Regions from separate parts of the Homo sapiens genome. Here regions 2 and 3 are each linked to region 1. The links are chromatin loops, found by intact Hi-C in ENCODE. Cell type or tissue: IMR-90. All regions are shown on one strand. Links, peaks and the distances in the headings refer to the core of each region. The heading gives the core; the rest is flanking DNA.

Region 1 (10,550 bases), core at 3,373-8,372:
AAAAAGTCAGGAAACAACAGGTGCCGGAGAGGATGTGGAGAAATAGGAACACTTTTACACTGTTGGTGGGACTGTAAACTAGTTCAACCATTGTGGAAGTCAGTGTGGCGATTCCTAAGGGATCTAGAACTAGAAATAGCATTTCACCCAGCCATCCCATTACTGGGTATATACCCAAAGGATTATAAATCATGCTGCTATAAAGACACATGCACACGTATGTTTATTGCAGCATGATTCACAATAGCAAAGACTTGGAACCAACCCAAATGTCCAACAACGATAGACTGGATTAAGAAAATGTAGCACATATACACCATGGAATACTATGCAGCCATAAAAAACGATGAGTTCATGTCCTTTGTAGGGACATGGATGAAACTGGAAACCATCATTCTCAGCAAACTATCTCAAGGACAAAAAACCAAACACTGCATGTTCTCACTCATAGGTGGGAATTGAACAATGAGAACACATGGACACAGGAAGGGGAACATCATACTCTGGGGACTGTTGTGGGGTGGGGGAAGGGGGGAGGGATAGCATTTGGAGATATACCTAATGTTAAATGACGACTTAATGGGTGCAGCACACCAATATGGCACATGTATACATATGTAACAAACCTGCATATTGTGCACATGTACCCTAAAACTTAAAGAATAATAAAATAAAATAAAAATAAAAATAAAAAAATTGGTGCTTGCTCTAGTGGTTGTTATGAAGAGTAAATAAAATAGTGCCCGTAAACAGTTTATTTGACACAATGCCTGATAGAGTAACTGCTTATTATGAGTGATGGTTATTAGTGTCATTATTGCTATTAACTGGACCTTCCCACGCCTACCCCTCAGTCTTCTCCCTGGGTTTAGCTCCCATCTCATTACGGAGTGTTACGGTCCTTCCCCATGCCATGTTCAAGTTTTCATCTCTAAGTACACTGACATTGTGGCACTCCCACCTTCCTTGATCCAGAGGAAATTCTGACATGTTGCAATTTTTCCCCTTACTTTAAGGGTAGGTCCTACTCTCTCTTCAATGCATTCTGAAATTTCTCTCTTTTTCTTTCTAGCTTTAATTCAACTAGAGGGTTAGCTTTAGGACTAGAGCTCTTTGCTCAGCCTTCCCACAACATTCTCTCACCTATTTTTTTTAATTTTTTTAAATTAATAAACTTTATTGCAGGGAGGCAGTTTTAGGCTTACAGAAAACTTGAGCAGAAAGTACAGAGTTTCCATATATCTCCTGAATCTGGCTTCCCAGTTTCTCCAATCCTTAACTTCTTAGATTAGTGTAGTCCATCTCTTATAACTGATGAGCCAATACTGATGTATTATTATTAACTAAAGCCCATAGTTTACATTAGGGCTCGGTGTTTGTGTTGTTCTCTCTTGACTCATCTTTTTCTTGTCCATTCTTTCCATGGATCTCTCTACTTCCTGTACTAACCCCGCTTTTATTGGATCGTCCTGCCTTGCTGCATCATTTGCCCGGAGCTATATCCGAGTCATTAGCGCCTTTGCATTATTCCTCCCTAGCTTCAAAGTAAAATCTATGTTTTCAAACCAATCTCCACATTTTTAAAATTTATTATTTTAGAGACATAGTCTCACTCTGTCACCCAGGTTGAAATGCAGTGACACAATCCTACCTCACTGCAACCTCGACCTCTGAGCTCAAGCAATTCTCCCACTTCAGCCTCCTAAGTAGCTGGGACTACAGGGGCATGCCACCACGCCTGGCTAATGTTTGTATTTATTAATTTTTTTATTTTTTATTTATTTATTTAATTTATTTATTTATTTTGTAGAGATGGGTTATTACTACATTGCCCAGGCTGGTCTCAAACTTCTGGACTCAGGAGATCTTCCCACCTCAGCTTCCAAAAGTGCTGGGATTACAGGCATGATTGACCATGGCCAGCCTCCACATTTTTAAATAGTTAAGTCCCCATATGTACATTTAACACAAGTCTTCCTGGCTGGACCAATACTGTCTTCCCTCTTAGAGTGAGTCTTCCCTCTGAAAAACCCCCTGGGATTCCATCCTGGGGGGATTCCCCTGGGATTCGTCCAGCCTACATGTGTTTTTGCACATGTCTAGCAGAGGGAAGAATCCACGGGGAGAGCAAAATCCACTGCTTTTCTCAACCATTCCCAAAAGGTGCTCTCTCTCACCACTCATTCACTATCACTCCTGTCCTGGTCGGACCAAAGGAACAGAAAATACAATGCATATCAAGAGCCTGTGACCCCCACCTTCCTTCCTTCCCAGACCCTCCTTAAGTAGCTTAACAAATTAGTTAATGAGAGAACATCTGCAAAACCCACTAGGTTTGGAATGAAAGGCCCATCAAGGCAAGATGTTAGTGGTGGTCCTGTCTTCAGAAGGTGACTTTCCCATTCTTCTCAATGTCCCTGTCACCCATGCTATTGACACCCCAGGAGTCTATCCTCAGGCTCAGAGACGTCCTCCTAGCAATGACCCATTCCCTTGGCAACACCTTGACTCAGGTTTGTCACCAACTCCAACAAAAGTAGAAACTCAGTACCTGCCAGAGTCATAATGTTAAGAAGCTGATATTTGGGTAACGCTTATTGTTTTATTAAAGACTTTCATATCCGATTTACTGACTGTGAGTTTCAGGCCAATGGCACATTTAGGCCACATCAATATGAATCAATTTGACTGGATTCAGAATAGTATATGTACAGATAATTCAATCAGATAACTGCATTTTTTTTATTAACATGACACTAGTGATGAATTCTTTCTACTCTTCAATCAGATGCTTTGACACATATAGTCATAGATTAAATTACCATTCTGTTTTTCTGCTTTATAAGAGCTGGGTTAGGGAAAAAAAAAAAAACTGTCTTGGCACAATTTTTTAAATGGTATTTTCAAATCACAGAGGGGATTTACCATTTCCTCACAAGCTAAAATGCCTTTAGGATGTGTGTTTAACTGCATTCTCACCCCATCGTGTGCTGCACAGGACTTACAAGCCCCAGTGGAGAATCTGGGGCCAGTTTTATCATTAAATAAACTCTGGAATGCCCCAGGCAGGGTCGTTAACTTGTCTCCACTACAGACTATATGTCCAAATAGCCACCTCCCTTCTGTGGGTTCCCACAGGGCGCTGGGTGTGCTCCATAGCCCGACCCCCTGACATAAGGGGACAATTGGGCCATTATATTTGGACCAAGATCAAGCAGCCAGCTCAGTTCAGCTCTGTACACAGGGATGAAAAAAAAGAGCACCAAATATAGACCACTGGACAATTTATTTGTCTTAAGAGTGTTTAAGACACACAAGCAAACCCCGGCAGGCTATCAATGGTCAGCTTTGTGCAATAACCACGCAAACCTAAAGAGTATTCTATGTGGATACCATTTAAAAACTGTATGGTGGGTCACACCACATAGGTGGCCTTGGCAAGGGTCTCACTCTTTGCATCCGTAACAACCCTGGAGACTAAGAACCCACCCCAACACCCTTATCCACATTGTGTTTTTAAAGATTTGTATCATTGTCTTGCTCAAAATATCAGTTTGAAATCCCCATTTTTTCCCAAAAATAAAATATTAGAATGAATGAGACTCTCAAAACTTCCAAAAACTCTTCTTATCCAAATCTCTAATTTTTAGAAGAGGAAACTAGCATCAGCAAAGTTTATACTCACCAGTTAAGCCAGCTTTATTAGAATTCTATTAGGTTGGTACAAAATTAATTGCAGTCTTTGCCATTACTTTTAATCAACTATCAACTATCAACTCACTGTCCAATATTTTTTTAGCCTAGGTTACAATAAGAAATCAGCAAAACTGTTGACTGCCACTGAAGCACATACCTGTGTGCTCACAAGCCCGTCAGAAAACAGAAAAAGAAAAAGAAAAAAAAAAAACAAAGGAAGAAAGAAGGAAGGGAGAGAGGGAAAGACTTAAAGCCTGGTTTTCTCATTCATCATTTATAGCAGTGGTCCCCAACCTTTTCGGCCCCAGGGACTGGTTTTATAGAAGACAATTTTTCCACAAAGGGAGGGTGGGTATGGTTTTGGGATGAAACTGTTCCATCTCAGATCATCAGGCATTGGATTCTCATACAGAGCACACAATCTAGGTCCCTCGCATGCGCAGTTCACGATAAGGTTCCCCCTCCTGTGAGAATCTAATGCCGCCACTGATTTGACAGGAAGTGGAGCTCAGGTGGTAATCCTCACTCACCTGCCACTCACCTCCTGCTGTGTGGCCCAGTTCCTAACAGGCCACAGATCAGTATCAGTTCATGGTCCAAGGATTGGAGGCCCCTGATTTATAGTATGTCATTTGGATAGCAATGCTGCGAAGAGTTCCCCTCCACCTCCCAGAACCACCCTCTCCACTCTATCAAATCACATTCTATTACATTCATTCATCCATAATTTCCAAGGATTTCAACTAGCTGGTCTGGTGCCTCACTCTCTTCTGGAGAGGTAACTGTGCCATCCTTCCATGTCGTTCAGCACTGTGTATTGCACAAAGGGACTCCTGGGGACAGTGTCTTAACCCACAGCAGGAGAAGGCCTCCACTGCCATGCCAAGCTTTGAAGTCCTGGATCATTGCAAGGGTGAAGTCTCCAAGAAAAGGAAGCTGCTGATGGTCAGAAGAATAGAGTGGGGTGTGAATAAGTATAAAGGTTGCATGAGTGACAACTGTGAGCCTCTCTTGAAGACCAGTGTCTAAGCGATAGAAATCTGGACTAGAGGGGAAAAAAAAAAAAGCAAACCCATACATCCATACAAGCACAGGAAAAGATTGTAAGATCATTCAGCTTTGTGTTCCAACACTGTCATGGAGCTAAGCAAAGATGGAAGAAAGGACCTCAAAGCACCTCTCCCCTCCAGGAAGGGATGGCTGCCACCCGGTGTTGACAGAGCTGACTAGGGAGTTCCAAAGCCAGGAAGACTCAAAGAGGGTTGCAGAGTGTTTTTGTTCAAGCTGCTCCATCCACTTCAGCTTATTCTACCCAGCGTCCAGAGATAGGCCATATCCAATCAGCCCATGATCTAAGCCAGGTTTAAGGTGGCCGCAGCCCACAAGGGCCCAGTGGTAGCAGAATCCGCCACGCAGCAACCTTCCACTGTTTCCTCTGTGCTGAGATCCCCTTATCCCCTTGACTCAGCCCCACCAATGAGCCCCCACCTTTCCTCTTTCTTTCTTGTAGCCTCTAGCAGACACTGCGCCTGCAAGATAAAGAAGGGAAACGCTCTTGACCAGGAGAAGGGACACCTAGTCTAAGCTTCTTCCCTAATCAGCTGAGAACCAGAACAAATTCCTTAACTACTCTGACCTCTATCAAATGGCTCCTCATCTGTCAAGTTGGGATAAAAACCAGGAAGCAGAATACTTAACTGGTTAAGTGAGCAGCTCTGGGGCCAGAGAAACTTGAGTCTAAATGGCAGCTCAGCTGCTTCCTAGGTGGGTAAACTTGGATAAGTTTCTCGACCTCCCTATGCTTCAATTTCCTCTTCTTGCAAAATGAGGGTAACAAAACTGTTGTGTCCATGAATTGAGACAGTGTACAGGAGGGTTAAATGTGATAAGAGAACCTAAAGGCATTAGCATGGTACCTGGTGCGAAGTGAAATCACAATAAATGTTAACCATTTGCACTGCCATCATCACTGTCCTCTACCAAAGTGACAAAACAGTGTTGACATCTCCCTGAAAGGAATCAGGCGCTACGCATATTATTATCCTTAACACATGGCATCTGGTTTGTCAGTTCCTTCAGCCTGTTTCACTAGATGTGACTACGGGCAAGTGTAGATTTTTTTCACTTTGGAGAATTAATAGGATCTGAGAAACTGACATTTTCGCCCTCAATTCTCAATGAATTTAGAACAAAAGAAACCTGCAAAGCTCAGATAAACGTGAAAGAAAAATCACCAAGCACTGCTCTAACTTCTTTGAATCTTGTGCATCTCCTAGTGGTGATCTTTCAGAATAACTCTGAAAGCCCATTCAGAGTTACTGACCCAGTAAGGAAGAAACTGTGGAGAAGTTATTCAGACTTCTACGGTAGTCCGGGCCCAACGCACCAAGACATTTCACTATTAAAGGGACAGAGAGTAAGTCTCACTTCTCTCCAAAGAAGTCTCAGGGAAATTGAGGGCCAGGGAACTTTTTTTTTTTTTTTTTTTTTGGCAGAGTCACTTTATTGCCCAGGCTGGAGTGCAATGGCACGATCTCAGCTCACTGCAGCCTCCACCTCCTGGGTTAGAGCAATTCTCATGCCTCAGCTTCCCAAGTAGCTGGGACTACAGGCGTGTACCACCATGCCTGGCTATTTTTTGTATTTTTAGTAAAGATGGGGTTTTGCCATGTTGGCCAAGCTTTTCTCAAATTCCTGGCCTCAAGTGATCCACCTACCTTGGCCTCCCAAAGTGCTGGGATTATACATGTGAGCCACCACACCTGGCCAAGAGCCAGCAAACTCTTACCTCCAGCCTTCTGAGTACAAGAGCCACAAGACATGTTTTGCGTGCCCCCCCCCAAAAAAAATTGCAAGAAAACATCATTAACTAGCAAATCTCTAGTTTTGCTAGTTTTCCCTTTTGCTGTCTCCTGCCCTAATCCACCCCATCTCCAGCCCCAAGACAAAGCAGCAGCCGACAGGGCTGTATCTACCCCACACCGCCCCAAACCCGGGGACTCCTTGGCCTTTTAAGTGTGTCCCACAAGGTACCAAAGCCTGCAGAATAAAATGAGGGCCACGCGAAGGACCTGGACTGTGGAATCAGCCAGACCCTGCCACTCCCTGACTGTGACCTTGGGAAAGTCGTTTCATATTTCTAAGCCTCGGGATTCTCCTCCAAAATGGAGATGCTATCCACTTTGTAGGGCAGTTGTAAAGAATGCACAACAATAGTCACAGAAGTGCCTAACTGTGTGTCAGGCACATAACAGGCCCTCAGCCTATATGTTCCATCCCCAGACCTCTTCCCAGGCTTGCTCAGAGCCCTGTGAGACATTAACTCTGAAAGAGCTAAGAGACTAGCCTACAACATGGGGCCCCCTGCAAGTGGTATTTCCTAAGAGGGCACTGTCTCTAAACAAAGATCCATATAGTGCCTTCCGGTCTCTATCCCATCCACACTGCATAAAGATGTCCTTGGCAGTGTTAGCAATTTTGTTTGATAGCAACGATAGCTAAGTGATTATATAAATTACCATAAACTCACAAGATAGACTATTATGCAGCCATTGAAATGTTTATAAAGAACTTGCTATAACATGGAAAGTGTTTATGCTATAACAGAGTTCAAAAAGCAGAGGAAAAACCTGCACATACACTATAATGACAACTTTGTTAACTATGCGAAGACAGGATCCTGGCAAGAAATATAAGACGCTATTAACTGTAGAATTCTCTAGGTGGTAATACTTGGATAAAATTTTTTCTATGTATTTTAAATTTTCAAAAATTTCTCTAATTGCCATATATTAATTTCATAGTCAAAAATAAGAAAATAAAATGTGTTGGGGTTTTCAATTCCTTGCTGAATTACCAGGACCAATGATTTGAAGCAAGAGGGATTGGGCAGATCTAGTAAACCATAATGGCTATGTGTTTGTTTGTTTGTTTGTTTGTTTAATTTTATTTTATTTTAGATTCGGGGGTACCTGTGCCTGTTTATTACATGGGTATATTGCATCTGGTAGAGATTGGGCTTCTAATGTACCCATTACCCAAATAGCAAACATTGTACCCAATAGGTAGTTTTTCAACCCTTTTAATGGCTATTTGAGTGGAAAAAATTTATACCAACAACTTATTGGAGAATACGACGTGCCCGGAAAGCACAAGTATTCAAAAGTGATCCACTGGTAACTGTGCAAGGAATAAAACTTATGTTATTTCTCTACAATAATTTAATTTCTAATTCAAATTACTTCCTAATTATGCCAGATGGTAGAAACTAGATCTTTGTCAATTCACGGTCCCTTCACACCTTTTCTTTCAAATGTCATCTAAACTACAGGAAGCTTACGTAGTGACAAAGCAGTGTTTGAAGGTAGAGGAGGGGTGCAGAGGCAGGGACAGGGGCGGCATCTGCTCTTAGCTGGCCTCACACAGCCCAGCTGGTGTCCCTGAGATACCCCATTCACGTCCAACAGGAGTCATTGATCCACACAGACAGTGTCACAGCTGGTCCTCCAACCACAAGGTCAACTGTGCTTTGCAGCTCGCTCGCTCTCAGATGGAACCAGAAAACCACAAGCTCTGTACCCAGTGGAACACAAGCCTAAAACTCTTTTTTTTTTCTCCACTTACTGCCTTTATCCATGTTTTATCCCTTGATGACACCTTAGGCACATTCTTCAGCTTTTCCATCTCTTTGAGATATTAAAAAGTTTAATCTAGTTTAGTATAAAACGTCAACCTTTATGTCCAATTCAAGATCTTTCCTTTGACCCAGCTCAGGCCTAATCCCTGACCCAAAGGACCTATCCTACAAGGGATCCCAAGGGCAGGAGTATCATCCACTCCCTTTGCCTCCCTGCATCCCTGCTTTGCCTCTCCACGGTGCGGAAGGAGGAGAGGTGGAGGTTTGTTTTGCTCAGCTCTCCCAGCTGCTTTGGCTGGCTGTGCTTTCCTGGAAGCAAGTATCTCCAAGCTGCCTCCCTTGGCAGGGCACAGGCTCCTACATGTGAGACATCCCCTTGCACAACCTCTCCTGATCTCCCTGGGCTCCTGCCCCAGACCCTGTCCCCCCTTTTTACTCCTGGGGCCCTCTGGCCTGCATCAGACCCTCCTGAGTGGGTTATCCATAAGAAGGCACAAGCTCAAGCTCAGTGCCCACTTGGCCTGCAGGAAATTCAAGAATCATTGATCCAACATAGAGTAGGAATCCACGCTGCCCTACTATAGCTCATCTCGCTTCACTTCCAGTCTCTTCAATTCATTACCCTCCAGTTCAAACAGGAGCCAAGTGAGGAACACTAATTTGCTATATAAGGGAAATCCAACTGGGTAATAAGGTATCAGCCCTACTTTCTCATTGGCATCCCACCTCTAGAGTGGCTCTCCTACAGTCGTGTGGCTTGGGGTCAGGACAGGAGATTATAGGAGAAGAGAAGAGCCATGGTACTCTCCCTATGACTACAACGGACTCTCCAATAAACTATCCTGCTTCACAAACTTCTCTTTGAATATCTAGTCTACTCTTTATAATGGCTGGATAGATGATGGCAAGACCTCAGAACAAGGTTACCATCTCACAGAAGTTCAATAATATCCTTTCATGATAAGGTTGTTTAACCCAGGTCATTCCATTGTGGGGTTTTTGTTTTTGTTTTTGTTTTGATACAGAGTGTCACTGTCGCCCAGGCTGGAGTGCCCTGGTGCGATCTCGGCTCACTGCAACCTCCGCCTTCTGGGTTCAGGTGATTCTCCTGCCTCAGCCTCCCAAGTAGATGGGATTACAGGCACCTGCCACCAGGCCCAGCTAATTTTTGTATTTTTAGTAGAGATGGAGTTTCACCATGTTGGCCAGAGTAGTCTAGAACTCCTGATCTCAAGCGATCCGCCCGCCTCGGCCTCCTGAAGTGCTGGGATTACAGGTGTGAACCACTGCTCCCAGCCTCCATTGGGTTTTTAAGATGCCTATAAGATACAAGTGCTTTATTAAAAGTTCTAACACCTCTGTCTGGCACTTATACATTTGTCCCACTCATTACTCTTTTATAGGCATAATTTTAAAATAAATCATATTCACTCACAAGCACAAGAATCTTCAATGAAGTTATACTGGTAAAAAAATGTTTTTAAAACCAATAGGTCTTTATTCCCATTGGAAATTAGGTCAGTTGGCCACTAAACAATTGAAGAAAAAAGGAGAAAATCAAAGATGGCTTTGGCCTCTCCTAAGTCACTTGCCTATGGCAATGGCATGTGTGTGTGTGTGCCCAGGCACCATAGTCCCCATGAGGAGAAAACAGCTATATCCTTGCCTGCCAGATGGCCAGGATGGATTCCAAACTAAGAAAGCATCCATGAATTAGGGCGCTCATCCCAGCTACCTTGACTCAGAGCCTAGGGGACAATTCTAGAAAGGTCAGACCTGAAATAAAATAATTTCCCAGTAAGAACACTTAGCTCCCTTCTGATGTTAACCCAGCACCAATGGGCCAAATCCCAAACTCTCCTGCCCATAGCAGGGCCTGAAGCCTTCCTGTTTGACAATGAACATCAAATCTACATTAAAAATAAAATAAAATAAATGCCTTCCCTTAACCTTGCCCTCCCATCAGGCTACTAAAACAATTCCTTTTACCACCAAGGTTTTCAAAAATGTGTCTCTAGCTGACTCCTCTTCGTCACTACTTAAAGCTATGATTCCTTTAAATAGCTATTCCCAGGGGTGGGATTCACAAGATTTAACAACTGAAATGGCATCAACCAAACTGGAGCACCCACAAAACAGACCAGCAGCAGCCATGGAGAGCCAGTGTAGCAGTGCCAGGGGTTGGGGAGGCACAAGTGAACAGCCTCCCATACTCACC
Region 2 (10,550 bases), core at 2,108-7,107, 390 kb before region 1:
TTATATTGGTAAGTATTTCATTGTATGGTTTTCCCACGGTTTGTTTTTCCAATCACCAACTGACAAACATTTGAATCATTTCCAGATTTAGAGCACATTAATTAAGCAGGTTTTAAAACTGAGGTAATTTGTCTCCTTTAATCCCTAGAATGAAGTTCCAGAAAACACACTTTCTGAAAATAGCCATGAGTCCAGAAGTCAAATTGAACCTTCTTCAAAAGACCAACCTCTTTCTATTAGCAGTCCAGGGATCCAGATGCTTGCAAATGTCCAGTGCAGGCCGATCTCAGACACTCCTCACAACAGAGGGGTACTGATGGCTGAGTAGACGGTGCCTGGGGAAGGCTGAGCCCAAGGCACAGAAGCAGGCAGAGTCCAGTTCCCTGTTTCTCCAGCATCCTTAGGTACAAGCGCACCATCTTGCCCCAGTGCTGGAATTCTTCAGAACCAGAGTTGCATCCAGGTCTCTTCTCATTAAAGCACTTCTAATTCCATCACTCAGCCCCAGCACAGGATGGCGGGACTAGAGGAGGTTCCGAAGTAAGTCATCTAGTAGGCATGGGCAATAGAGGGATGATGCCAGTGGGAGGTAGGGGGAATGGGAGGCAAAGCTCCACACTGGAACTGCTGCCAAAGAGCATGGCGGCAGAGGCCTCTTCTCTGGCAGTGATCCCAGGTGCTGGTGGCGCAGGATGCTTTCACAGCAGTATTCAGGGCACCATGACGCTCCATAGGTTCAGCTTAGTGGACATAACACCCTCCATGGCCTGACCTACAATGATTGGCTCATGGCTTTTAGTTTTCACACAGTCACACCTCAGGGTGAGCCAGCTCTGCAATAGGATGCACTGCTTTGTCTGCAGCCTCACAGACCTGAAATGCACTCTCATGTCCTGTGCCTCAGTGCTGGCTGGGCCTTGGTCCTATTACATCTTGAACTCAAGGTAATACATCAGTGGCCGGGATTCACACTCAGAACCACCTTGAAAGTCTGTGCTGTTACCACCATGTCGCAGAGGTAGAAGTAGATGTCTGTATAAACAACCTTTGGGTAGCAGGTGGTCAGTTAGGCAGGAAAAATAGTTCTGCTACATTATATATATCAGGAGTATATTGACAGGAACATGTGTGTTGGGAATATATATGTCAGGAACAGCATGAAGAAAGAAAGGCTTTGACAGTTCTGAGCAAGCTACATCACACATCTTGCTAAAGTTTTTGCTATATGGAATTGGTCATTCTAGAGATGTCAGTTACCTAGCACAAGAATTGCAAAGAACAAGGTTGGCAATGGAAACCCTTCCTAAGGCAGAGAACTATGTGTTTAAGAACAGGGGCTCAGCAGCAGATGCCTAAGCTACACAGGCTAGGGCAAGCCACTGCCCTCTTGCGTCTGTTTTCTCATCTACAAAATATGAAAAATAACTGAATTTTCTTCAACACTTGTGAAGATGCAATGTGATGACAAATGTTGAGAGTTTAACACTGTGCCTATTTTGTGGTAAGAGCTCTGCTCTTACTCTGATAGGGGTATTCTCCTGCCTTCACACTTCAGACAGAAAAGCCACCCTCAGCAGCTTTCCGAGGACTGCAGAGGGTCAAAATGACCCCCTCTGTGGATTCGTAGAGTTTTCCAAAGAGGAGGGCAACCAGAAGTCAGCTCTGCTCAGAACTGCTCCAGTGAGATATTGGCATGTGGATGAAGGCTTATTTGCTTAAATCTACAGGGACAGATATGAAGGATTAATCTGAGCTCCTGGAAATTCTCTTTATAAGAATATTTATACTATACCCAGAACAAGGTTTTTCTTTGCCCATGTGAATAGAGATTGCTCTATTAACATTGAGAAATCCACAAGGCAAATTTAATATAAAGTGAGGATCTCTTTGTGCTTGTTTTCCGAGAGTGAAATATTCCTCAATTGCAGGCTTAACTCCCTGGGATATTCACAGTAAACATCCACACACCCTGCCCCACATGCACTTACACACATACCACCTAGATTACCTAGATTTGCTAGAAGACTTCTGAAATATTCTCCAGAGAAAGAACCTAGATTTGAGTCCTTAGGACAGGGGTTCTCCTTTCACCGATAACAGGTGAAAATTTTAATACTCCTTTCTTACCCTCTCCCTTGTGCTACCCTGTTTGGTGAAAATGTAAATTCGTACAATTTCCATGGAAAACAGTACGGATATTTCTCAAAGAACCATTCAATCTAGCAGTCCCAGTACTGGGTATCTACCCATATGAAAAGAAATCATTATATCCAAAAAATACCTGCACTTGCATGTTTACCACAGCACTATTCACAATAACAAAGATATGGAATCAACCTAAGTGTCCATCAATGGATGATTGGATGTAGAAAATGTGGGATATACAGATATGTGTGTGTGTATATATATATATATATATATGTATATATATATATATATATATGCACTATGGAATACTACTCAGCCATAAAAAAGAATGAAATCATGTCTTTTGCAGCAACATGGATGGAACTGGAGGCCATTATCCTAAGTGAAACAATTAAGACACAGAAAGACAAATACCACATGTTCTCATTTATAAGTGGGATCCAAATAATGTGTACACATGGACATAGAGAGTAGAAAAACAGATACTGGAGATTTGGAAGGGTGGGAGTGTGAGAGGGAGGTGAAGGATGAAAAATTACTTAATGGATACAATATACACTATTCAGATGTTGGTTACTCCAGAAGTCCAGACTTCACCACCATGCAACATATCCACATAACAAAATGGCACTTGTATCTCTGAAGTCTAATATATATATATATATATATATACATTTTTTCTTTTTGAGATGGAGTCTCGCTCTGTCGCCCAAGCTGGAGTGCAGTGGCGAGATCTCGGCTCACTGCAAGCTCCGGCCTCCCGGGTTCACACCATTCTCCTGCCTCAGCCTCCCACGTAGCTGGGACTACAGGTGCCCGCCACCACGCCCGGATAATTTTTTGTATTTTTTAGTAGAGACGGGGTTTCACTGTGTTAGCCAGGATGGTCTCGATCTTCTGACCTCGTGATCCGCCCATCTCGGCCTCCCAAGGTGCTGGGATTACAGGTGTGAGTCACTGCGCCCGGCAGATAGATATATATATATATATATATATATATATATATATATATTTTTTTTTTTTGAATGACCTACCAAGTCACTCAGACCTCAGCAAAAGATAGAAATTGCTGCCCTTAGTGATACAATCAGATCTCATTCACATTAATGTTGCTGGTCTTTCTTCATATTTTTGGGCAAGGGAGAGAGGGCCTCACTGTTATGTTTCTGACAACTAATCACTTTCTGTGCCCTCTGCCAGCTTGGGTACAATCAGCTTCCTCTGGCAGCCCATCTGGAAGTGAGTTCAATCGTCTGTATGTGGATGAGTGTATGTATATGTACTCTATTTCCTTTTATTAACATAGGGACCATTTCTCACCTTGTTTTCTAGCTTTGCAGCCAAACTGAGTACAGGGCTCTTATTGATTTTTGTGGCCTGGAGTTGGGTTTCTTTCAATGAAAATGAAACTTACTCAGATCAGTCCCATGGAGCATGGAGCAAGCAGAGAAATGAGCCATAAATTCAGGTGTACCCAAGTACGGGCTGCAGTTGGATTTTGTTCTTTCTTTGAGTGCAGGCCAAATGTTGCAGTTGGGCTTACACTGGCTGTACAGGGCAGATTTGTGGAGCTTTTACTATGAAACATACTTTCCATTATTCACCCTACTCACATGAGTTCTGCTAGAAAAAAGAATTCTCACTGTGGATTTGAGTTTACTAGTTCTGAGGCCAGTACATTTGAAGTGGAGAGGCATGAAAAGGGGGAGGTTTTCTACTCTATCCCCATGTGTTTATCATTGCTGAGCACTTACGTGTTAGGGAAGGAAGAAATGTTCTTATACTGGATTAAACTTTGCAAATAGCATTATTGTTCTGTAGACCAATAGGGTTTTATTTTTTAAAGTCAATGAAATTGACAACTTTTGGAAAGGATTTGAACTGTATTTCTGCTATTTCTGTTAGACAAACACAGCTGAATGACTTCTTAACTCTCTTGTTGGAGTGTTGGACTTGGTACCTTTATTAAAGGCCACTGGATTGAATTGTTATATTCCAGGGATGGGGTTTGACCTAATGGAATATCCATATCTATGCAGGGTGAGTGGATTTCTTATCTAGAATGAAACAACCAGCCAGCCAACTCCTGAAGTTGAGAACATGACTCTGGCTCTTCTCTTAACTTCCAAAGGGATTAAATTCCATAAAACCTTTTAACCTCAGAGTTTCACATGTTGAAAAGAGCAGAGCCTGCAGGGGTCGCTCATTCCAAGTATCTTTCTTTTAGTTATTTTTTTGATGATATGAAAAGACTGCTGACTGATTGTTTGCTGTTTTTAAACAAAACTTCTGTGAAGAGAGTCAAGGTAGAATTTCCTCTTTGTATTTTGTTTGCTTCCTTTCTTTCCACTTCTCTTTGCTCATCTTGCCAAAACTAACGTTTCTCTATGGCTTTGGTATGCTTTATCCTGTAGCAGGACTTTTGATCTCTAAAGATTTAAAGTTTGGAATAAGCATTGGTGGCCTTGAGTTTGCAAAAATCTTTCTTAATCTCCTTAATGTCTTGCTTTTTTGAACATGCCATTGCCCAGTAATGTGGCTTCCCTTATGTAAGTCCAATTAATCAGTTCAACACAGTATTGGAAAAATATCTGGTAAATTTGGAACGGTATAGCTAGGCTGAAATAAGCTTTTAAGAAGTCATGAATTCACTGTAAGTGACTCTCAGAACTTTGCCTATAGAACTGGCTTAGGAATCCAGATGGGGCCCTGAATCAAGGAGAGAGTATCTCTCATTCTTAATTCTAGTTGCTATTGATTTAGCAACTCTTAAGGAAGCATGGTAATCTTTCCTTTTCCCCAATTTGTTGTTCATTCTCCTTCAGAGGAAAGGTCGTTCTCATTTGTTGGTTATTGTGGAGCAACTTAAGCACAAAACCAGAAATATCAATGCTCATAGCTAATCTCCACGTGGCCAGCACCTGTGTTCTGTTTCGACACCTGGGCTCATCTGTGCAACCACCTGCAAATCCTGACCACTGATCATGAAGTGAGTTAAGTGTGTTGATAAACCAAGCAGATTCACTTCACTCCTGGAAACCTACTGTATTAGTCCGTTTTCATGCTGCTGATAGAGACATACCTGAGATTGGGCAATTTACAAAAGAGGTTTAATTGGACTTACAGTTCCACGTGGCTGGGGAGGCCTCACAATCATGGCAGAAGGCAAAGAAGAGCAAGTCACATCTTACATAGATGCCAGCAGGCAAAAAGAGAGAGAGCTTGTGCAGGGAAACTCTCCCTTATATAATCATCAGATCTCGTGAGACTTATTCACTATCAGGAGAATAGCACAGGAAAGACCTGCCCTCTGTGATTCAATTGCCTCCCACCGGGTCCCTCCCACAACACCTGGGAATTCAAGATGAGATTTGGGTGGGGACACAGCCAACCCATATCACCTACCATCAAGGAAAACTACGCTGTTTGAAAGTCTTTGACAGGTTATTTTGAATTTATATTAAGGATTATATTTTTCTTAAGTATCTTGTGAAAAGTTTTTAAAAGTACAGTTGTAGGAAAACAGGGCCTACTTGATAACATATAAGGGTTAGGTCACTTTTTAAAAGACATAAAGCAGTTTACTTTTGCTGAAGTAGCAAGGTCTATAGTTCCTGAAATCCTAGAATTCCCTTATTCTGATAAGACTGGGTATTTAATGGTCAAGGTTCTGAGTTGCCAACAAAAGAATCCATTCTGATTAGTTTAATCAGGAAGGGGGTTTATTCAAGAATATTAGGTAGATCACAGAAAATCAAGGAGGGGCAGACAGTAGGCTCTGAGCCATTCAGGAACAATCGTGGACACACAACAGGAGCTTCTTGAGCAAATTTTCCTTTGCCACTATTGCTTTGTATCAATGAGGAAACCAGGATGGATACCAGCAGCTTCTCCCTATTCTGATCTTGAAGATCTAGAGGCCTCCATCATCATATCAATTTCTCTCCATGCAGCCAATTCCTTGGGTTGCTAATTTCCAAAATCTAAGACTATCATGGGTAGATCTGATTGGTGGAATCTAGGTTACCCTAGCTACAAAAGAGTTTCGGTGTGGAAGATTTCTAGCTTCTACCTTGGGAAGGTGCAACTTATCATATGGGATATTACTAAAAGGTAGAGAAGATATCATTAAAATTAAAACCATTTATGCTTCAAAGAATACCATCAAGAAAATGAAAAGACAACTCACAGAATGGAGAAAAGCTTTGAAAATCATATATATGATAAGAGACTTGCATTTCTTGCCTATAAAGGAATCTTACAACTCAATAACGAAAAGAAAAATAACTGAATTAAAAATAAGCAAAAGATCAGAATATACATTTCTCCAAAAAAGATATACAAATGGTCAATAACACATGAAAGATGCTTAACATCATTAGCCATTAGGGAAATGCAAATCAAAACTGCACTGAGATACCATTATGAATCCACTAGGATGGCTATAATAAAAAAGACAGATAACAGCAAGTGTTGGTGAAGATGTGGAAAAAGTGGAACTCTCATGAATTGCTGGAAATGTAATATGGTGCAGCCACTTTGGACAACAATCTGGCAGTTCTGCAAAAGGTGAAGCATAGAGTTACCCAGCAATTGCACTCCTAGATATATAGTCAAGAGAATTGAAAATGTAAGTCCACACAAAATCTTTTACATCAATATTCATAGCAACATTCTGCAAAATAGCTAAAAAATGTAAACAATCCAAATGTCCCTCAGCTAACTAATGGATCAACAAAATGTGTATATCTATACAACGGAAGATTATTTGGTCATAAAAGGAATGAAGTACTGATGTATGCTACAATATAGGTGAACCTGGAAAACATTATGGTAGGTAAAAGAAGCCCATCACAATGGATCAGATATTGTATGATTTCATTTCTTTGAAATGTATTCTTTTTCTAGGGCTGCCACAACAAAGTACCATAGACTTGATGGCTTAAACAACAGACACGGATTTTCTCACAGTTCTGGAGGCTAGAAATCTGAGATCAAGACACCAGCAGGGTTGGTTTCATTCTGAAGCTGCTCTTCGTGGCTTGGGGATCCCATCTTCTCCCTGTGTCTTCACATGGTCTTCTCTCTGTGCCTGTGCCATAATCTCTTCTTTTAAGGAACCAATTGTATTGGATTAGAGCCCACTTTGGTGACCTCATTATTACTTAATTACCTCTTTCAAGACCCTGTCTTCAAATACAAATAGAACCACAACATATGAATATCAGGGGGACACAATTCAGCCTTTAACAGTCTATAATAGGAAAACATATAGAGACAGAAGATTAATGAACAGATGGTTGTCGTATTAGTCCATTTTCACGCTGCTGACAAAGACATACCTGAGACTGGGCCATTTACAAAAGAAAGAAGTTTAATTGGACTCAGTTCCACGTAGCTGGGGAGGCCTCACAATCATGATGGAAGGCAAGGAGGAGCAAGTCACATCTTATGTGGATGACAGCAGGCAAAAAGAGAGAGCTTGTGCAGAGAAACTCCCATTTTTAAAACCATCAGTTCTCATGAGACTTATTCACTATCATGAGAACAGCATGGGAAACACCTGCCCCCATGATTCAGTCACCTCCCACCGGGTCCCTCCCACAGCATGTTGGAAGTCAAGATGAGATTTGGGTGGGGACACAGCCAAACCACATCAGTTGCCTAGGGCTGGACAGTGGTGGGAGGTTTGGGAGATGATGGTTAATGGGTCCAAGATTTCCTTTTGGGGGCAAAAACTGGAAGCATTCCCTTTGAAAACTGGCACAAGACAGGGATGCCCTCTCTCACCGCTCCTATTCAACATAGTGTTGGAAGTTCTGGCCAGGGAAATTAGGCAGGAGAAGGAAATAAAGGGTATTCAATTAGGAAAAGAGGAAGTCAAATTGTCCCTGTTTGCAGATGACATGATTGTATATTTAGAAAACCCCATCGTCTCAGCACAAAATCTCCTTAAGCTGATAAGCAACTTCAGCAAAATCTCAGGATACAAAATCAATGTACAAAAATCACAAGCATTCTTATACACCAATAACAGACAAACAGAGAGCCAAATCATGAGGGAACTCCCATTCACAATTGCTTCAAAGAGAATAAAATACCCGGGAATCCAACTTACAAGGGATGTGAAGGACCTCTTCGAGGAGAACTACAAACCACTGCTCAATGAAATAAAAGAGGACACAAACAAATGGAAGAACATTCCATGCTCATGGGTAGGAAGAATCAATATCGTGAAAATGGCCATACTGCCCAAGGTAATTTATAGATTCAATGCCATCCCCATCAAGCTACCAATGACTTTCTTCACAGAATTGGAAGAAACTACTTTAAAGTTCGTATGGAAGCAAAAAAGAGCCTGTGTCACCAAGTCAATCCTAAGCCAAAAGAACAAAGCTGGAGGCACCACGCTGCCTGACTTCAAATTATACTACAAGGCTACAGTAACCAAAACAGCATGGTACTGGTACCAAACCAGAGATATAGATCAATGGAACAGAACAGAGCCCTCAGAAATGATGCCGCATATCTACAACCATCTGATCTTTGACAAACCTGAGAAAAACAAGCAATGGGGAAAAGATTCCCTATTTAATAAATGGTGCTGGGAAAACTGGCTAGCCATATGTAGAAAGCTGAAACTGGATCCCTTCCTTACACCTTATACAAAAATTAATTCAAGATGGATTAAAGACTTACATGTTAGACCTAAAACCATAATAACCCTAGAAGAAAACCTAGGCAATACCATTCAGGACATAGGCATGGGCAAGGACTTCGTGTCTAAAACACCAAAAGCAATGGCAACAAAAGCCAAAATTGACAAACGGGATCTAATTAAACTAAAGACCTTCTGCACAGCAAAAGAAACCACCATCAGGGTGAACAGGCAACCTACCAAATCGGAGAAAATTTTCGCCACCTACTCATCTGACAAAGGGCTAACACCGAGAATCTACAATGAACTCAAACAAATTTACAAGAAAAAACAAACAACCCCATCAAAAAGTGGGCAAAGGACATGAACAGATACTTCTCAAAAGAAGACATTTATGCAACCAAAAGACACATGAAAAAATGCTCATCATCACTGGCCATCAGAGAAATGCAAATCAAAACCACAATGAGACACCATCTCACACCAGTTAGAATGGCGATCATTAAAAAGTCAGGAAACAACAGGTGCTGGAGAGGATGTGGAGAAATAAGAACACTTTTACATTGTTGGTGGGACTGTAAACTAGTTCAACCATTGTGGAAGTCAGTGTGGTTGATTCCTCAGGGATCTAGAACTAGAAATACCATTTCGCCCAGCCATCCCATTACTGGGTATATACCCAAAGGATTATAAATCATGCTGCTATAAAGACACATGCACACGTATGTTTATTGCGGCACTATTCACAATAGCAAAGACTTGGAACCAACCCAAATGTCCAACAACGATAGACTGGATTAAGAAAATGTGGCACATATACACCATGGAATACTATGCAGCCATAAAAACTGATGAGTTCATGTCCTTTGTAGGGACATGGATGAAACTGGAAACCATGATTCTCAGCAAACTATTGCAAGGACAAAAAACCAAACACCGCATGTTCTCACTCATAGGTGGGAATTGAACAATGAGAATACATGGACACAGGAAGGGGAACATCACAATCCGGGGCCTGTTGTGGGGTCAGGGGAAGGAGGAAGGATAGCATTAGGAGATACACCTAATGTTAAATGACGAGTTAATGGGTGCAGCACACCAGCATGGCACATGTATACATATGTAACAAACCTGCACATTGTGCCCATGTACCCTAAAACTTAAAGTGTAATAAAAAAAAAAGATTTCCTTTTGGGATAATGAAAATATTGATTGATGTAATGGTTGCAAAATTTTGTGAATATACTAAAAGCCATTGCATTGTACACTTTATATGGGTGAATTGTGTGGTATGTGAATTACATCTCAATAAAGCTGTTACACAAAAGAAAAAGAGGAGGGAGTTCAGAGATATTAGGTGGCCACAAATAATCAGTGTCTATTACACTACCTTCAGCTGAGAAATTAAGAACAAGCTAGGAAATAACACCCCATGGTCTCCTGGACTAGGCCGAAGTGTCCCCTTTCCTCAGCCTAATTCTAAATCAACTTGACATGCCCAGTGGGAACACTGGCATTGCTGCTCTTTTGCCACAATGCCAATGTCCTTCTGGAATCTTTGGGAACGAGGCAACTGGCTGTGACCAATGTCATCCCTTTGATGTCCAGGATGCATGTGGCCACCCTGGTAAGCACCCCTTTCCTTAGCCAAAGCTCTGAGTGCATCCCTGAGGACCTATATATGGTAGAGGAGGGAAAGAGGTTCTCAGAGACATAGTTTTTTCAGTCCTGGAATATTTGTATT
Region 3 (10,550 bases), core at 2,099-7,098, 120 kb before region 1:
CCAATTATTTTTACCAGTTTTTCCTCTTAATTGCATAAGCTGTTTATGTTTTATATTTCTACATAATGAAAACATTTTTCTTTTCCTATGTTATCTCTTCTATGACTTTTTAATTTAAAAGCTGTCCTAATCCTCAGATTTAAAATATTCTAGTCTAGATTTGTTACAGTTTTTAAAGTAATAATGAATTCACATAGGCTGTATTTTGAGACATGGTATGAAATGCAGATCTGAATCTTTTTTTTCTACTTTCTTGTATTTTTAGCAATGTAGTAGGTGTATGCAAGTAGCATTTACAAATAAGTCCTCTTCGCCTTTATGATTTGTGATGTTTCCTTAAGAATATATTCAGCTCTTTTGCATAACAGACAAAAGGGAGCTAGCTATTCTTTCCTGTCCATCTTTCAATTTACTTTATACTGGCCTTATACTGTTTTAATTATTAGAGAATTTTAATAAAATAAATAGGGCTATAAACTCTCCATTTTCAAAAAGTTTGTTTATTGTCTCTAGTTGGTTATTCCAATTAACCTTTGAAATAACTTTTCAGGTTCAAAAAATCCAAATGGAATATTAATCATACTCTGCTTCATAAGAATTAGTATTGAAATACCAATAGTATATATTGGAAGAAAAATAATTCTCAGTGTTCTTCCTGAAACCATCAAATTACCTTGGTTTTGAGGCTTTGTCCAATAAAAACTTTTGACTATGAACTAGTTTCCAGAATGCCTTGATGTTAGTAAAATGATGCTCTAAAAAGTAGACCTAAGTGAGCGTACTTCCTGAAAAAAAAGTATTGCCTATTAAAAATAAATACATATACATTCTAGCTAATCAAAATATTGTAAGGCTTTTTACCAAATAAGAAAAACAGCAAATATTGTTTTTTCTTAACTGAAAAGATAAAAAGCTGAGAATCGGCTGGGCATGGTGGGTCACACCTGTAACCCCAGCACTTTGGGAGTCTGAGGCAGGCAGATCACGAGGTCAAGAGATCGAGACCATCCTGGCCAACATGGTGAAACCTCGTCTCTACTAAAAATACAAAAATTAGCTGGATGTGGTGGCAAGCACCTGTAATCCCAGCTACTCAGGAGGCTGAGGCAAGAGAATCACTTGAACCCAGGAGGTGGAGGTTGCAGCGAGCCGAGATCATGCCACTGCACTCCAGCCTGGCGACAGAGTGAGACTCCATAATAAGCTGAGAATCAGAACTTTAATCAGTGTTGATCCCACCAACCTTCCAAATTGTAAGTATGGCCTAAAGTAGTTAGCTATTCTGTGTTATTCTCTGGAGTAAAAGAACAAAAAGATTGAAAAAGATATTTAAAGTTCAACTCATGATTTACAATCCATCCTATCATTGAAACTCCTCGACAACATCCCTGTCAAGTGGTATTTAGATAATGCTTAATATAATAATAGAAAGCTCACTACCTCCTGAGATTGTTCATTTTAGAAAGCTCTGATTTTTAGAAATTCTTACATAGAACAAAATTAATGTCCTGTAACTTCCCAGGTGTATTAGTCTGTTCTCGCACTGCTAATGAAGACATATCCGACACTGGGTAATTTATAAAGGAAAGAGGTTTAATTGACTCACAGTTCCACATGACTGGGGAGGTCTCACAATCATGGCAGAAGGCAAGTGAGGAGCAAAGTCATGTCTTACACGGTGGCCAGCAAGAGAGCGTGTGCAGGGGAGCTGCCCTTTTATAAAACCATCAGTTATTGGGACAGTTATTCCCTATCAGGAGAACAGCATGGGGAAAACCCACCCCCATGATCCAATTACCTCCCACCGAGTCCCTCCCATGACATCTGGGAATTATGGGAGCTATAATTAAAGATAAGATTTGGGTGGGGACACAGCCAAACCGTAACACCAGGAAACAAATTCTAATCCTTATGCTACCTAAAAATGCATCATACATTTGAATCTTTCATTCTCCAGGCTAAGCATATTCAATACTTTACTAAATGTGTCATCCATGATGAAGCTTCTAATCTTATCATTAGTTTATCTAGCAACCCTAACTAGTTTCTCTAATTTTATTGGGTTGGGGGATTAGACCTTTTTAATATCGCCTTTAAAACACGGCACCAGAACTGACAACAACAACCCAGTTGAATTGGAGAATCCCATTCACATAACCCAAGGACAATATGCTCTGAAATAAAACAGTTGAAAGTATGTTTAGCTGGACTTTTTGTTGTGTTGTGCTAAAACTGGAGACTGGAACTCATAACTGAAAACAAGAGTCCCCCATTCTAGAGTTACCAAATATAAGCGTCCAATACCAAGCCTCCCTCACCCCTTCTTCTCAAGGACTTCAGAGAGGCAAAGAGACACCAAAGAGGCTTTGGGGAATACAACCAAGTGGGCTGAGGAAGACTTAAAAGCTCAAGCAAAAGCTGAATCCCCCTCTCAAGAAATTGTGATTGTGGGGGCCCCAGCCATGATCTCCACGGAAAACCAGCTTTGGAACAAGTTCCACTTATAAAAAGCAAAACCACCAGAGAAAAGATGGTATCCACACTATCCAGGGGAAAAGAAAAACAACATTTTCCCTTTTATTGTAGTCTTCCCTCTTCACATAAGAGCTGAGCTATTGTAGCCTAGAAGAGGAAGGCAGAGGAGGTGGCCCTGACAGAGATTGGGCCAATGCTGGAATGCCACGAGGAGGGAGTGAGCAGAGCATGGCCCCATACCCAGGCCAGCCCTAGGAACCATGGGCAAAGCCTGCACTGGGAGGAGGCAGCGAGGGGAGACTTTCACAGGACTGAGATTGGAGCTTTTACAAAATATAACTGGAAAGTTACAGAATTTGCCTAAGATATCATCAAATGATGGGAAAAGAAATTCAGTGGAGTATGGATGAAGTCAGTGCCAGAACAAAATCATTTTGTATTTATATTCCATTGAGGGGCGATTTCTCAATCAACCAGTTATAAAGCCACATCTTGTTTTGCTTTGATATTTCAAGGAGAATATAGGAAAATACTAAGGCTGATGAGGACCAATTCCAAGTGGCTCCATGATAATTCATTTTCCCCTGTACAATTCTTGAAATTAACTAGATATCTATTGTGTTCCAAGATACTCTTAAACGAGGCCCCGAACACCTACAGTTTGAAACAGCATCTGTACAGCTCCTAGCACCAACTCAGCATAGTTGTTTTACTGCCAAAAATACTCCGCTTAAAGAACGTGAAGCAGAGTGGAGAAAACTCTTTATACTTCAGGACAACTTTGGGTTCTCCTAATAGCAATTGTTTGATATCAAAAGTTCTGATTTTTCAACTAATCTAAATACTAAATATTCCATGCTCCACCAGTGCTATCTTTTATATATCATACCATTCTACATTTTGAGTCCTTTGTCTCAATTGTTTTCTCTGCCTTCAGAGTCTGCCTTCGCATTCTGTATGGAGCTCTCTGAGTCTTCTTTCAAGACTATATCAAATGGTATCATCAGCCCCAATCTCTCGTCTGGCTAGTTGTTTCCACAGGCCTTTCCCAATACCTCTGTTAGCACTTAACCCACCACTGCATATCACTCTATCTGGTTCTCTTTTTTTTTTTTCTTTTTGGTGATTTTTATAAAGACAGGGTCTCACTCTGTCGCTCAGGCTGGAGTGCAGTAGTGCAATCGTAGCTCACTGCAGCCTCGACCTCCCAAACTCAGCCAATCCTCCCACCTCAGCCTCCCAAGTAGCTGGGACTACAGGCAGATGCCCCTTTCTATATTTTGACTGTGAGCTCTACTGGTTAGGGCTTTTTTATTACAAGTCACAGAAATTCAATTCAAAACAGCTTAAGCGAAAAAAAATTATAAACAAATAAATGGAGGAAGTTGTTATTGATTCACATACCTGGGAAGGATGGGGGCAAATGTGGCCTAGGGAACACCAGAATTCATGGACTCAAGCCATCTTCTCAGGTCTCCTACTCCATCTGTCTCTCATCTTGTTTTTCTCTGCTCAGCTTCATTGTCTGCTATGCAAACAGGCTTTCAAAGGATGCAATCACCTGCAGATTGAAAAGCCCATCCTTGCAGTTCAAGATGCAAGAAAAGGAGAATATTTTTCTCTTTCCTAGTGTTCTTTCTAAAATCCCACAGAAGGACTCGGCTTGGCCTGCTTAAATCACATCCCCATCCCTGGACCATTCACTGCAGACAGGAAGTTAGGACTAAAATAATTGGCCTAAGTCCAAATCAGAAAGTTTTCAACGCATCATTTTGTACTTCCAGGAATCTTTTTTCTATTTTCTTCCTAAGGATATTTTAACCAGGCTATTGAGGAAAGTTGTACATAAAAATCTAAAAATGCAAAATAAAATCCACTAGTCAAACTATTCATGGTAACACTTGCTACTGTCTAAACATGGACAAAATTTACATCTAAGATTTCTGGTTCTGGCAATACAGCATAGTAGGGATCCTGACATACAAGGGTGCTAGATAATATATATTTTCTATAAAATAATTTTTTAAAGTTTATTCCAAATTGTTACACAAATCTGTAAGAATGAAAGGAAAATTCACTAAGATCAGGAACAACAGACCAGATAGACAATTGAGAATTGAAACTATGGGCAGTCTGGGTAGGTGTATGAATCCAGAGGAATTAGGTCTTTGGCCTGTAGAGGGCGCTGAAAAAAAAAAACAGCCTTCAAACAGGGCAGGAAGAGGCGCCATAAGTAAGATTACTATATACAAAAAGTGAGACCCAGGAAGAAATATGCCTTCAGAGAAAGGTGGAACAAGGTGGAAGACCCCTTCATGCACAAGCAGACAATAAGGAATATTGCCTAGGACCTGGAGGTGAGGGGAGTTTTGTTTTGTTTTGTTTTTGAGACGGAGTCTCGCTCTGTCGCCTGTGCCGGAGTGCAGTGGTGCAATCTCGGCTCACTGCAAGCTCCGCCTCCCGGATTCACGCCATTCTCCTGCCTCAGCCTCCGGAGTAGATGCGACTACAGGCACCTGCCACTGCGCCCGGCTAATTTTTTGTATTTTTAGTAGAGACGGGGTTTCACAACGTTAGCAAGGATAGTCTCGATCTCCTGACCTCGTGATCCGCCCGCCTCGGCTTCCCAAAGTGCTGGGATTACAGACGTGAGCCACCGCGCCCGGCCGGTTTTGTTTTTTTTTTTTTTTGTCCCCAGTGAATACATGGACACAAGCCAGCCTTCATATACATGTTAGATCTATACTATTTGCAATAATTCTGAAAATTAAAAATAGAGACGTACAATTTAAGATGGACCATGCTTTAATGCCTAATTTAAAATGGACTCAGATTTAATGCCCATAGGTACCTTGCAGAAGCAACAAAAATCCTTCCTAGAAGAATGTATGCCCAAATCCAGCCTCAAAAATTTCCCACTGATAGAATTACAGCCAATATGAGCTTACAATAAAAAATCACAAAACAGAAATAGAAGTAAGACACCATGAGTAAGAGTCAGAGAAAAATAAAACAGGATGAGATATGCAAATTCATTACCTAGTAGAATTATAATACAACATATAAATATGGTTTTAATATTTTAAAAAATAAGAGGGAATTAAAAATATAATGAGAAAAAGCTTCAATACATATCCATACACAGAAGGAATTTCCTGCTTTCTATCATATTTATTACTTCCTTAAAAATGTAATAAATTTGGCTAAACATTATCTTGCTTTATAATAAATTAACGTGAAACAGAATATTGATTTATCTTTTTCTTATAAGATAGAAACTATAGTGACCTACAGCAGTTTAATCTTGACATGATATTTGTCATCTACATGATAAATATATAATTTATTGTTTGGTATACTTTATAAAATATGAAATACAATAAATTTATCACTGTATTGTAATAAAAATGAAATATAACTTTTTATAACATAAAGTAAGTCCAAATTGGTTAATTTATTTAACAAAGGGAACTACCTTTGGCAATTAGGGCAAATGGAAGATGTGTTTCATAAATTGAATAAACTAAATGTTTTCATTCTATATTTCTAAAACATGTGAGAAGTCAAAAGCATTTGAAAAAATACTATATTGGTAAAATTGTATTGAAATGAACAATATTTCTATTTTCCAACACTTTCTAAACATATTGGATTAAAAGGAATGCCTTTAAGAGTACCAGATAAAATTAATAGTCATTTCATACTAGATGAAGACTTCAAGGATAAGCATGATTTTTTAATATTTTCCCAGAAACCAAAAAATGAATAATTCTACTGACTGCATAACACATCCCTTTGATAGACAGGGTTGTTTTAAATTTTTTGCTTTCAACAAAATTAAACCTGAGTTATCGGCTACTAGATCATTAAAAACAATTTTTAATTTTATAGCTACATGGGGATGTATCCTTATGCAATTTTGGTTATATAAGCCAGAAGCAGTCAAAAGATTTGGATGATATTACAATAAGAAAACTTATATTAACACCTACCTGTTTATAAGAACAAGATTTCTTAGCACAGACATTCATAAAAATGAAAAATAGGTACAAAATTAATGCTAAACTCTGGCAGTAAGTCATTTTCATCCAATGAAGTCACAAGCTAAAAAGAGTAAAAGCACTACTCATCTCATTTACATATGCAATTCCAATAAAACTTTGCTTTTTCTTTAGTAGTTATTTATCAGTATTTATGTTCATAGTATTTTGATCAATTGTATACTAATAATACTTGTTATAACTGAATTCAGACCAAAATTTTAACATGGAGAGCTTTCAACTACAGAAAATAAAAGTAATCCTATGATTTCAATTTATATACATATTTTTCTGGCAGAGAACTATGATAGGGTTATGGGGAAAAGGTTTTCAGTAAAAAATAGTTTTTAATAAGATAATATTTTCTGGGTGAAGTGGAAAACTAAGTTAAAGAGAAAAAAGATACAATTACCAAAAGTTAAAAAGGCTTATTCATGTGTTTTTAACTGGAGATAATGAATATCAAATAATTGTGTTACTTAGATTCCACTGAAGACATTTAAAAGAGAAGTGTAATCATTTGCTTTCAAATGTCAGTATTTGTTATATATCAGAAATATATTCTTTAATATGTTTTCAACTTATAGTACAATTTTTCTGATGTTAACTTTAAAATGTGTAAGGGAGGGTGCGTAGATTTTCAAAATTCTTTTGGTTTCGGAGTAAAAATGTAGGAGACTATGGCTTAAGGATTCAAGGCTAGTGCTTCTAAACCACTCCCTGATGAAGGACACTTCTCTTTTTTTCATTTGTTTTTGTTTTTTTAGGGACCACTTCTTAAATTTTCTCAACTTTTGTAGAGTAATAAGTGGTCCATATGCCCATGACTACTTCATAGTCACACCACGTGTCTCATTGTGCAAGTTCCACAACACACGAATTTGTCTAGACCTTGCTCAACAAAACAAATATTTTGTGTTGGCATTAAAATATGTCCACAATTTTTTTGACACTCCTCTCTTCAAAAGGTGGAGACAAACTTCCTTCCCCTTGAGTGGCGACTGCACTTAGTTCCTTGCTTCTAACAAATGGAATATGACAGAAGCCACTGTGCATGACTTCTGAGGCTAGTGAGGCAGGAGAATGGCATGAACCCGGGAGGCGGAGTTTGCAGTGAGCTGAGATTGCGCCACTGCACTCCAGCCTGGGCGACAGAGCGAGACTCCGTCTCAGGAAAAAAAAAAAAAAAAAGCACTCTAGCCTCTTTCTTGTTCTCTCTCTCTCTCTCTCTCTCTCTCTCTCTCTCTCTCTCTCTCTCTCTCTGTCTCACATTACTCACTCTGGAAAAGTCAGCCATCATATTGTGAGAATACTCATGCACCTTAATGGAAGGGTCTATGTAGAAAAGCACTGAGGTCTCCCACCATCTGGCATCTGAATGAGTCACCTTGAAAGTGAACATCCCCTCTGCCCCAGCCCCTCACCTCAACCTACCCTTCAGATGGCTGCAGTCCCAGCCAGCGACTTGACTGAAATCTCAGAAGAGATCCTTAGCCAGAAACAACCAACTAAGCAGATCCTGAATTCCTGAACTACAGAGATTGTGTGAAATCATAAGTTCATTGTTGTTTAAAGCCACTACGTTTTGGGATAAATTCTTTTGCGTCAACAGATCCCTAATATAGCTATTAGCCATGTGCTTGGATGTTCTGACAATGCTCAATCACTACAAAAATTTCTAAACTCTTCATTTCTGTTTCAGTACTTGCCTTTTCAAATACCTGTAACAAACAGTTCCTAGTTTGGCCCAGACTCATGGATCATGCTTGGGACAGCAGTGCCCTTAACATCTTGCTGCCTCAAACACAGTTGGCTATTGCTTCCAAGGTACATCTTCCACTCATACTCCCCAAACAAATGGATTGATTTTCACCTTCTTTCTAAACAGTTGCCCTTGAGTTTGGCAGTAATCCCTGGTCTAGGCAGTTGTGGCCAGGGTTACAAAGTCACGTGGCATGAAGCGTGGAAAGGCTGTATGGAAATCTAAGTGCCATCCAAGGAGGATAGAGCACATGGCAGCCACTTCGATTTTCATGGACTCTCTAATATATTCTTCAAAGGCCCCATGGGTCTTACTTCTTCCGTGAAGTCCCCTAAATCATTTTAATCTGAGTCCAGTCGTGGTTGGGCTTCGTGACCCCTTCCCCCCACACACCTCCAGCCACTGCCCTGCACTTCTGCTAAAGCTGAGCTGCTCTCCACCATACTAGTCACCAATACCAAACTGTAGACTGCCCAGTCTATTGTCCTGGACTGTGATCAGCTCTCTCTTTCCCATTACACTGTAAGCTCCCCACGGGTCTTTATCTCTATATTCCCAGTGCTTAAGTATAGTACCTGGCTGGAATTTACTATAGCATATGTTTGCTTGTTAAAATACAAATGCATTGTTATAAATTGATTCTCTGGATTAAAAAATAATGCATTTTTTAAAGGAAAACTCTGAGAAAATGCTTTTGCCACATGAATTATCATAATACATATACACACATACACTAAACAAGCACCAATGTATATACTTGACACATCTGGATTTTGAAAGCAAAGCACACTAGCTGGAAGCTGTATGGTGTCAGAGTTAGAATAAGTACTTTGGGGGCAGACCTGCCTAAATAAATGTAACCCTGTTACTTAATAGCTCTGTGATTCTATGCAAGATAATTAACATCTCTCTGCCTCAATGCCTTCATTATAAATGGAGATAGTAACAGAACCTAGCTCTAAGGATTAAATCAGTTAATGCATGCATCCGGTGAATGTTAGCCATTATTAGGGGTTCTTCGATCACTTGCATGTAATGAATGTCATTGCCTTCTTGCCTCTGTTTGTGTGTGTCAATTGCAGAGACTACAATTCCTACATCTTTCCATTTTCCTATTGTGCTAATCCAGTCGTCAACTCAAACTGGGATCCGTGGACTATTTGTCTCAGAATCATCTATGGGCATTGTTTAACAAGCTAATTTTTTTTTTTTTTTTTTTTTTTTTGGAGACAGAGTCTCACTCTGTTGCCCAGGCTGGAGTGCAGTGGCACAATCTCAGCTCACTGCAACCTCTGCTTCCCAGGTCAAGCAATTCTGCTGTCTCAGCCTCCCCGGTAGCTGGGACTACAGGTGCACACCACCATGCCCGGCTAATTGTTGTATTTTTTTTTTTTTTTAAGTAGGGACAGGGTTTCACCATAATGTTCAGACTGGTCTCGAACTCCTGACCTCAGGTGATCCACCCACCTCGGCCTCCCAAAGTGCTGGGATTACAGACATGAGCCACCATGCCCAGCCAACATGCTCATTCTTTAACCCTACTCTAGGCCTGAAACAAAATGTCTGCATTTTGAAGCTCAGAAAGCTGCACTACAAATAAACACAGCCTGCCTTAGTTCGTTCAGGTTGCTGTAACAAAATACTTTAGGCAATTGAAAAACAATAGAAATTTATTGCTCACAGGTCTGAAGGCTGGCGAGTCCAAAATCAAGTTATCAGCAAATGTAATGTCTAGTGAAGCCCATTTCTCATAGATGGCAACTTATATGTGTCCTCACATGACAGAAGGGGCAAGCAGGCCTCCTCAATCCTCTTTTATAAGGGTATTGATCCCATCCATGAGGGCAGAGCCCTCATGACCTAATCACCTTCTAAGACCCACCTTTTATTACCACCACAATGGGGATTAGGTTTCAGCATGAATTTTGGAGGGACACAAATATTCAATCCATACCACCACCCAAGGAATTATGATGTAGTCTATGAATTTTGAGGAAACACTCCATAAATATGTCCACAGGGGTGTATTCAGCAGCTCCACAGGTAAAGCAAAGGCAAAGATTGGAGGCTCCAAAGGCTTTACAAATCAGCCACAGCCATTCTCTGCAGATTTCTGCACATGCATGTGTCACTATATAGCAAACAAGTGTCAGAAAGGTAAAGCTGCTGTCGTGTAATTTTAATACAACACGGTGGCTATAATATTGCCTATGAAGAGAAATAAAAACACATAGTCTATTCAGGGATGATTTTGTCCTACAGTCAGAGAAATA

What was found. Hi-C counts contacts between places; a loop is a spot of excess contacts. Peaks named below come from ENCODE experiments on the same cell type or tissue, not always from the same donor. Only the 100,000 strongest peaks of a DNase experiment are listed, where the experiment ranks them.
Region 2: it touches region 1 in a loop (6-fold over the local background); 17 of 110 quality-filtered maps call a loop at or near these places.
Region 3: it touches region 1 in a loop (3-fold over the local background); 38 of 110 quality-filtered maps call a loop at or near these places.

The regions. Positions count from the first base shown.
Region 1 is chr2:37,410,024-37,420,573 of GRCh38, reverse strand. No RefSeq gene overlaps it. Among named protein-coding and RNA genes, the nearest start is that of QPCT, 71 kb to the right of the region's middle. RefSeq lists an enhancer at 2,257-3,847. In IMR-90, for the core only: CTCF peaks have their summits at 4,908 (motif pointing left) and 5,963; a DNase peak (open chromatin) is centred at 5,943.
Region 2 is chr2:37,803,431-37,813,980 of GRCh38, reverse strand. No RefSeq gene overlaps it. Among named protein-coding and RNA genes, the nearest start is that of PIRAT1, 67 kb to the left of the region's middle. In IMR-90, for the core only: a CTCF peak has its summit at 4,339 (motif pointing right); a DNase peak (open chromatin) is centred at 4,340; H3K27ac peaks cover 723 bases.
Region 3 is chr2:37,530,481-37,541,030 of GRCh38, reverse strand. No RefSeq gene overlaps it. Among named protein-coding and RNA genes, the nearest start is that of LINC03063, 27 kb to the left of the region's middle. RefSeq lists an enhancer at 4,581-4,820. In IMR-90, for the core only: a CTCF peak has its summit at 4,622 (motif pointing right); no DNase peak of the experiment used is centred there; H3K4me3 peaks cover 499 bases; H3K27ac peaks cover 189 bases.